Regions from separate parts of the Homo sapiens genome. Here regions 1 and 2 are each linked to region 3. A link is a contact called in ENCODE Hi-C or POLR2A ChIA-PET data. All regions are on one chromosome and are shown on one strand. The core of a region is the stretch at or near the end of the contact, and the rest is flanking DNA. Distances in the headings are between cores, read along the strand shown. Region 1 holds the start of SEMA4C (semaphorin 4C). Region 2 holds the start of LMAN2L (lectin, mannose binding 2 like). Region 3 holds the start of ADRA2B (adrenoceptor alpha 2B).

Region 1 (2,700 bases), core at 178-2,677, 750 kb after region 3:
TCCTCCGAAACACCAGCCCTCTGGCGGAGGGGCGGTGGGGGGACCGAGCTCGGGTCGAGTCGGGGACTCCGGCGGCGCGCGCAGGCGACGGGGGGAGGTAGGGGCGGGGACGCGAGGGGGTTCCTCCCGGGCCGCTGGCAACGCGCCGCGCACGGCCGGCACCCGCTGCGCTCCCGCGACTCTGACGAACCTTCCCAACTCGGGGACTGCGCCCCAGGGACCCTGGCCTGGGCGGGCCAGCGGGATTGGCTTCCCCTGCTCCAGCCTTCCCGTGCCAGGGGCGGAGACGCAGAAGCTGGGGACCTGCTCACCCCCAAACAAAGGGTCCCCGCCAAGACCCCGTCCCGGGTCCCCCCGGGTTCTCCCCTCCCCCAGCTCCAGGGATTTGAACGCAAACAAAGCGGCGGCGCGGGGAGCGTGGCGAGCCCGGCCTGCGGACGCCCCCTGTCGGCCCAGAGCCCCGGCGCGGGAGAGCGGGGGCTGCGCCCCAGACCAGCCCCCCAAAACGCCCGCGGCCTCATCTCGGCTCCTTACCCGAGGATCGGGCCGCACCCCGTGGCGTGCTCCGAGGATCCGCCCGGCAGCGGTGCTCCCACCCGCAGCTCCCCCCAGGGCGAGGAAACGGGCAGCCGGGAGGAGGGGTTGGGGGGAGGGGTGCGGGATCCAGGCGGGGCACCCCACACCCTCGCCCACCCCGAGCGGCCAGCCGTGGACCGCGGCCCTCCCTGCAGGGCGAGCGCTCCAGCCGGGGACGGCGCGGCCCGGCTCGGCCCGGGGGCCTGGCTTTCCGGGACAACCCGCCTCCCCAGCGGAATGGGCGGGCGGGCGGGGGGCCGCGGCAGGGAAATCCGATCCCACAACATCGGCCTCCCTCCAAGCCCGCCCCAAACTTTCCATCGGGGGTGGGAGCGCCGAGGGCAGTCCAGGAGCCTGGCGAGGATCCCGGCCGCGGACCGGACCGCGCGAGGAACCCTCGCTGGCGCGCCCCTCCGGCCCCGGGGCTGCGGGGCTGCAGGTGCTGTGCGCCCCACTCCCGAGACCCTGCGAAGCAGCCGCGGGGGTCGCAGGAAGGATCCCCGCGTACAGCCGTCTCCGCCGCCGCGGCTCCCCGCGCCCCAGCCCCTGTCCCTCCCGCGTCCGGCAGCCCCTGCCCAAGCAAAGGGACAAAGCGGCGGCTCCGGGGCCCCGCGGCTCCAGCCTCACGCAAGCCCGGCCTCGCTCACCTATTGCGCGCAGCTCCAGTCCCCGGGCGCCGCCCTCGCGTTCGGCTCTGACCGCCGTCCACCCCTGCCCCCGCGTCGCCGCCTGCCCGCGCTCGCCCGCCAGCCCTCCGCGGCCTCTCTGCCACCGCCCCTCCGTCCCCGCCCGGCTCCGCGCCCCTAGGCTCGGGCTCCCCGCGCCACCACGGCGGGCGCCGGCTCTTTCTCCAGCGCGGCCGCGGCTCTCCGCCCCCTTCCCCTTGACGTCAGGCTGGGGGGGTCGAGCGGAGGCCGGGGGCGGGCCGCGAAGGCTCGCTCAGGAGGGGGCTGCGACCCGCAGCGACCTGTGGACCCGCCCGCTCTCCGCCCGGGGGCTCGGACCTCCGCCTCTCTGGGTGCCCGGACCTCAACCCCTCCGGGTGTCCAGCAGCCCCGGGGCTCGGAGTCGCGGGCTGCGCCACAGCGCCTGGAGGGAGGTGGGGCGGGGGAGGGACTCCGGGTATGGCCACGGGGGAATCACACTCACCCGATCTTTCTGAAGTGTCCCCCGAAGACTCCGGGCGGGCTGGGCTGGGGAGAGGGACTCCCGACCGTGCAGTTGCAGGAACGACCGCGGGCGAGCCACGTCGAGGCGAGTATCCAGGGGAGGCACGCTGGGGGAACCGAGGCGTCTTTTGGGGCGGACCAGAGGGGTCTGCCGTTTGGCCCCCAATTCTGCCTCTTTCTAGGCCCCGAGGACCACTGGTCCCTGCCCTCAAGTCTGGAAAGGGCTTCACCAGCCAGGAAGACCCTTCAATCAACAGAAAGGGCCTGCTCCTGCTTCTCACGCTTTGGGCAAAGCGCCTATCCCCAGAAAATGACTCCTCGTGCCACTGGAAGGCTGATTAACAAGTGGCATGAGCCCTACTGTTCAGATGAAAGGGGCTGTGGGGAGCCACGCTGCAGAACCACCGCCACCTTCAGAACCACCAGCCTCCGCCCACAGCCACTCCTAGAAGCAACTTGTAGCTCTGGCCTCATGGGCGGTGCAGCGTCTTTCCTGCCAGCTGGTCCTCTGAGCTGGGCAGGTGGTTAGAAGAGGTGGTCCTCATGGAGGACACCCCACGGGCACCTGGAGACAGATGCTACCTCCTGGCTAGGGGCAAAAGGCAGAGGTGAAGGGGCTTGACGTCCTGAGGTTTGGAGGTAACTTTAAGCCAGGGTGCAGTCCTGGAGGGGAGGAACACTTCAGGCTGCGTCAGCAGATCTGGATTATAAATCAGTCCGACAGCAGCTTTTGTTCTGGGTTAAAACTTGGCATCTGAAAAGTGGAGACCAGAAAAGTGGTGGAGATAATTGAGAAAAGCAGCCCAGTTTGGTTTCAGTAACAATCGGGTCTTTGCTGGTACACATAATGGCCCCTTCTCCCTTGCTGGCCAAAGCCACGTTTCCCAGCTCTTTTCCACTAGGAAAAAGAAAAAAAGCTGTGGCCTTGGAGATGCTGGAGATAATGACCATGGGG
Region 2 (2,700 bases), core at 183-2,682, 620 kb after region 3:
GCCACTGCACTCCAGCCTAGGCAACGGAACAAGACCTTGTCTCTAAAAATATATAAATATAAATAAAAAGAGTTTGACCCTCAGGCCTCCGGGGCTTAGTCACATTCTTCCTTTTTTTTTTTTCTTTGAGATGGAGTCTCGCTCTGTTGCCCAGGCTGAAGTGCAGTGGCATGACCTCGGCTCACTGTAAGCTCTGCCTCCCGGGTTCACGCCATTCTCCTGCCTCAGCCTCCTGAGTAGCTGGGACTACAGGCGCCCGCCACCACACCTGGCTAATTTTTTTGTATTTTCAGCAGAGATGGGGTTTCACCGTGTTAGCTAGGATGGTCTCAATCTCCTGACCTCGTGATCCGCCCACCTCGGCCTCCCAAAGTGCGGAGATTACAGGCGTGAGCCACCGCCCCAGCCGTCACATTCTTTCTTTAAACAATCCTTAAAGTGTGAAGCTACTCCCTGTACCCTCACCTATAAACTTCTTTAAGAATGAAAACTTTGTGTCTGCAAACCCATAAGCATTAGCAAAGAGACAGCACAGAGGCACTCCAGGCATGTAAGTGAATAAATGATTACCCTTAGTAGTAGAGTATACTCTTGCACTTTGAATTGTTTTCTGTCCCACTACCTACGCCTTAGTGGGGAAAGACTTGTGTTAGTTAAGCCATCTGCACTGGTTTGTCATCGTTTTGTGGCTAACTGCATTAATTTTCTGGCTGATAAGCTGTGCTTAGAGTTCTGTGAACCCTAACCTCTTTCACCAACAGGGCCCCTAGGCTGGAGAAGAGAAGGTGGTTCTACCCAGCAACATAAATTTATCATCTTCTCATTTCGTTCAAGTTCTACCCCAGTTCTTCCTCCTGCTTTATTTCTAGCACATCCACAGGTCCATCTGGAGACTGGCTCATTGCTAGTAGCCCTCAATCACTCCTCACCATTCTCAATTCTCTCCCCTTCCCAAACTCCTCCTGTCTAACTCCAGGCCTAGTACTAGTGGCACCCGACAGCCCTGCCTTTACCTACTGGAAACTTCCAGAGCTTGGCAGGCACACCTAACTCCTGCCTTTCAGACCTGTGGCTCCCAAACGCGGAGGGAGTCTCCGTGGGCCCCACCACCGCCAGCAGTTTCCTCCGGGCCACGAAGCCCTTCGCCGCCCCCGCCTCTACCCCTGAAATCAAGTCCCGAAGCCCGCCCCACTGCACGACCACCTCACCCTGGGCGCCTCACCCTGGTAGGGCTTCGACAGCGAGTGCTCCCGTTTCAAGTACTCGAACGTTTGACCCGCCCCGACTTGCTGTGGCCCCTGCCCAGACCCCAACAAAAGAAGAAGGAGTAACATCCTGGACCCATCCCGAGCCGACAAACATCGCCGCCACTGCTGCCACGACCCAAGGGGTCCCAGAGTCGCCGCCATCTTTCCCACCAACGACCCTTCATCAAAAGCCCGCCCCGTCGCCCAACCCATTGGCCCGAAGAGCCATCTGCCCTGCGTCCTATTGGCTTTCGTCAAGCCCCCGCCCCTGCAGGTGACTATATCACCGATTGGCTGGCTTCTGTATCAGTTGCCTTGCCAACCCAGAAAAGGGGCGTAGCCGAATGCCCAGCCCCCCCCCTTATTTGCATTTGCCCTGAGTTCCACTAGGCTTGCTGGGATACGTAGTTTATTTGTATTTTGTTTTCTGCGTACGAGAGTAAATTTAAAGAGATAAAACGTTTCTTCTGGTCCCAAACATTCTATCCTCTCTGCAATAGTACGCTCCTGACTGCAGCTCTCTGAATCAATTTGGAAGATATAGCAGTGAAAGGAGAAATAGACAAATCCGTAAAATAGCTGGAAAACTATCAATTTATAAAAGACTTGAACAGCACTACCAACTAACTTGACCTGATGATATTTATAGAAACTCCACCTAACAACTGCGGAAGACACATTCTCTTCAAATGCAAATGACTCCTTTGCCGTGATAGTCTGGGCCATCAAGCAACCTACAGATATAAAAGAACTGAAAGCACACAAATTAATTAATTCTAAAAGCCATCACCTCCTTTCCTCCCTTCCTCTTTTTTTTCTTTTTGGTTTGAGACGAGGTCTTGGCCAGGCGCGGTGGCTCACGCCTGTAATCCCAGCACTTTGGGAGGCCGAGGCAGGCGGATCACCTGAGGTTGGGAGTTCGAGACCAGCCTGACCAAGGTGGAGAAACCCCGTCTCTATTAAAAATAAAAAAAAAAATTAGCCAGGCGTGGTGGCACGTGCCTGTAATCCCAGCTACTGGGAGGCTGAGGCAGGAGAATCGCTTGAACCTGGGAGGCAGAGGTTGCAGTGAGCCGAGACCAAGCCATTGCACTCCAGCCTGGGCCACATAGAGCAAAACTCCATCTCAAAAAAAAAAAAAAAAAGAGAGACAAGGTCTTGCTCTGTTGCCCAGGCTGGAGTGCAGTGGCACAATCTCAGCTCCAGCCTCTCCCTCCCTGGCTGAAGTGATCCTGCCACCTTAGCCTCCTGAGTTACTGGGACTACAGGCACATCCCTTCGTCTTTATCCGGCACCACAACATGTGTCCAGACTGGTCTCCACGTAGCCACTAAAGTGATCCAAACTATCTAACCATGGTAAGTGTCAGGGTTAAATGAGTCAATATTGGTAAACCTCTTAGAACAGTGCCTTGCGTGTAGTAAGCACTATTTCTTTCTTTTTTCTTTTCTTT
Region 3 (2,751 bases), core at 23-2,522:
TGGCCCTGGCCTGAGTTGGGAAGGGCAGCCCAACTGGGTGGCAAGGCCCGGGTCCCAGTATCTTCAGGGGTCTCCCCCTCCTCCTTCTCCCCAGTGGACTTCGAGTGTCCGTTGACCTCTCTGGCAGAAGCCACAGAGGCCAGGGCTGGCAGTTTGGCTGAGGCCAAAGCCCCACCATGGTCGGGTCGGGGCTGCTTGGACTCACCCTGCCCAGGCCCCCCCTTGGCCCTGGGACCTCTGCGGTTGCTGCGTTTGGCGATCAGGTAGATGCGCAGGTAGACAAGGATCATGATGAGGCAAGGAGCAAAGAAAGATCCGATGCTGGAGGCCAGGATGTACCAGGCCTCCTGGTTGAGCTTGCACTGGGGGCGCCCGCGCGGCTGGGGGCCCTGGTCGCCCTTGTAGATGAGGGGCGGCAGCGAGATGACGGCGGCGATGAGCCACACAGTGAGGATGATGCACTTGATGCGGCGCGGGGTGCGCTTGGAGTTGTACTCCAGCGCGCGGCTCACGGCCCAGTAGCGGTCCAGGCTGATGGCGCACAGGTGCACGATGGACGAGGTGCAGAAGAGCACGTCGAGCGCCAGGTACACCTCGCACCACGTGCGCCGGAAGTACCAGTAGCCCAGCAGCTCGTTGGCCAGCGAGAAAGGGATGATGAGCGTGGCCACCAGGATGTCGGCGGCGGCCAGCGACACCAGGAACAGGTTCTGAGGGGCGCGCAGCGAGCGGCTGGTCAACACAGCCAGGATGACCAGAGCGTTGCCGAAGATGGTAAAGAGAATGAGGAAGGTGATGGCCGCCGCTATGGCCGCTGTGGCCTGCACGGAGTAGGGGTCCTGGTGGTCCATGACGGGGCGGGAGGTGGGCAGAGGGAGCGCTGCCCGCCCAGTGCGCACCGTGGACGACAGCGCTGCCCGGCTCGGCTAGACAAGAGCGTCGCCCCTCGGGCGGCGCCGAGGGCGCTGGAGCCCCATGGCCTGGACGAGCGGGGCCTAGGAGGTCGGGAACACCCAGGACCAGCAGCCGCCCTCCTACATCCTCCTCCACCGGTGCCCGGGGTCCCTGCCGTCCGCCCCAGAGAAGTTTCCCAAGTTGTCCCGCCGCCGTCCCCGTCCCGCCCGGGACCGGAGAAAGTCGCGCCCTCCCGCCACGCGGATGCCGTACGCTCTGGGGGCGCGGGCCGGGCTGGGCCGGTTCTTAAAGGAGGCGCGGAGGACCTTGCGCCCGCTCAGCTCGCAGGCTTTCGCCCCAGCCGCGCCTGCAGGGGAGTGGGGAGCGGGGAGAGCGGCTGGAGGAAGGCGGAGACTGGAGGCGGGCGCGGGAGCGGGCGGGAGGCGGGGCGGTGGGCGGACCGAGGTGGGCTGAAGGTGCGCTTCGCGGGAGGCGTGAGCCCGGGACTTCCCGCGCCCGGACCCCGCCCAGCGCCTCTACCTGCCTTCCTCCCGGCGGCCGCGCCTCGGGAGAGCGGAGGGGCCCGGCGGCCGGGGTCTCCGGCCCCCAGGCAGGACGCGCGCAGCTGTGGAGGGGTCGGTGGGTGCCGGGAGCCGGGACGCGGAGCTAGCGCGCGGGCCGGCACCGGGACGGGACACTTCTCCCGGGGGAACCGGGCTGGGCCCGGCGCCGGTGCGCCCTGCTCTGCCTTCCGCCGCTCGGGAGCCCGCAGGGAGGGCAGGGCGGGCGTGGGGCTGGGGCGCCGGGTCGCAATACACCACAACCCCGCCCGGCTCGGCCGTGGAGACGCCCTGCGGAGAGGTGGGGGAGCGGGGAGCGGGGAGCCGGTCCCGACCCTTTCCCAGGCGCTGCCCCTCGCGGACCAGCTCCGTCGGGCCAGCGCCGCGCGAGGAGGGCGCGTCCCGGCCTGCGAGCGCCCCCTGCTGCCGCCCGCGGGCCCAGCCCGTCAGCGGCAGCCCGGGTCCCGGAGCCAGCGCTCGCAGCCTGGGTCTTAGGACTTCGGCTTCTTGTGTCTCCGCAGCTGCCTCAGTTTCCTCCATTAAGGGCAAAGGAGGTAACAGGGAAACTGGCTTGGACTCGAATCACAGCATCAACTGCGATTCAGCCAAGGGTTTGTACGGGGCACAGGGCGAGCTGCCGCCCCTTGACTAATGCGAAGGGGAGGTCCCTTCCTTGCCGTGGGGGAGTAAAGGGTGGGGACTTTGTCACACAGCTCCGAGAAAAAGCAGGTCTCAGGGGCAGCCGTGAAGAGAGGAGCGTCCCTCCGCTTCTGTAGTGACCCCGGGGGAAGGGGTTGACCCTCCCTCCCTGCTGCGGTCCTGCCCCACATACACACTGAAGCCCTTCTGGGGGTGACAGTGGAAAGAGGGTTGGGGTAAAAAGAAACTTCAGACTAAGGCCCCCCACTCGCCTTCAAAGCGCTATGAGCAACTGTTCTCCCTCAGGGCCCCAACTCACTCTCCCTGCCACACCGCCACCAGCACCAGCCTGGGCAGCCCTGAGGGCATGTTTCCCCGGTTCTGGAGCCCCTAATGTCATAAGCCCCGCCTCGAGCCAGGCCTCTTATTCACAGCCCACGACTCTGCAAGGCATCCTCTGTATAAATAAGCACCAATCCACCTCTGACAGTGGGGCTCCCCCAGGCCCCGTCCAACCTGCTGGACCTCCTCTCCTCCCTGCTCCCTCCATGGGAGCAGAGCACGTGGCCTCTCAGTGCCCACGGACAATGTCTAGCGCCTCCCCAGGCTCAGGTGGGAGGTGCCCCGTCTCAGGTACCCAGACCAGCACCCCCAGCCA

Evidence for each region. A loop is a pair of places that touch in the nucleus more often than their neighbours do. ChIA-PET counts read pairs that join two places held with the same protein, here RNA polymerase II (POLR2A). Pooled maps may share reads with other maps.
Region 1: a loop to region 3 is called in a pooled map, with 5 times the contacts of the local background. The contact joins the promoter of SEMA4C here to the promoter of ADRA2B in region 3. A Hi-C loop is called at or near these places in 1 of 50 pooled maps. POLR2A ChIA-PET finds 5 or more read pairs at or near these places in 3 of 52 experiments (AG04449, GM12878 and HEK293).
Region 2: a pooled map shows a loop between it and region 3 (8-fold over the local background). The contact joins the promoter of LMAN2L here to the promoter of ADRA2B in region 3. A Hi-C loop is called at or near these places in 5 of 50 pooled maps.

The regions. Positions count from the first base shown.
Region 1 is chr2:96,868,653-96,871,352 of GRCh38, forward strand. SEMA4C (semaphorin 4C) reads right to left here and starts at 1,428. Exons shown (of 15, transcript NM_017789.5): 1 at 1,224-1,428. It overlaps LOC124908044 (collagen alpha-1(I) chain-like), which reads left to right. Exons shown (of 3, transcript XM_047446878.1): 2 at 1-97; 3 at 376-2,471. The coding sequence ends at 1,383. RefSeq lists silencers at 1-570, 621-780, 1,101-1,200, 1,221-1,290, 1,321-1,420 and 1 more.
Region 2 is chr2:96,738,632-96,741,331 of GRCh38, forward strand. It overlaps LMAN2L (lectin, mannose binding 2 like), which reads right to left and starts at 1,433. Exons shown (of 8, transcript NM_030805.4): 1 at 1,223-1,433. The coding sequence starts at 1,409. RefSeq lists enhancers at 1-748, 749-1,686.
Region 3 is chr2:96,115,299-96,118,049 of GRCh38, forward strand. ADRA2B (adrenoceptor alpha 2B) reads right to left here and starts at 1,273. Exons shown (of 1, transcript NM_000682.7): 1 at 1-1,273. The coding sequence starts at 851. RefSeq lists silencers at 1,173-1,262, 1,363-1,522, 1,533-1,992, 2,033-2,102.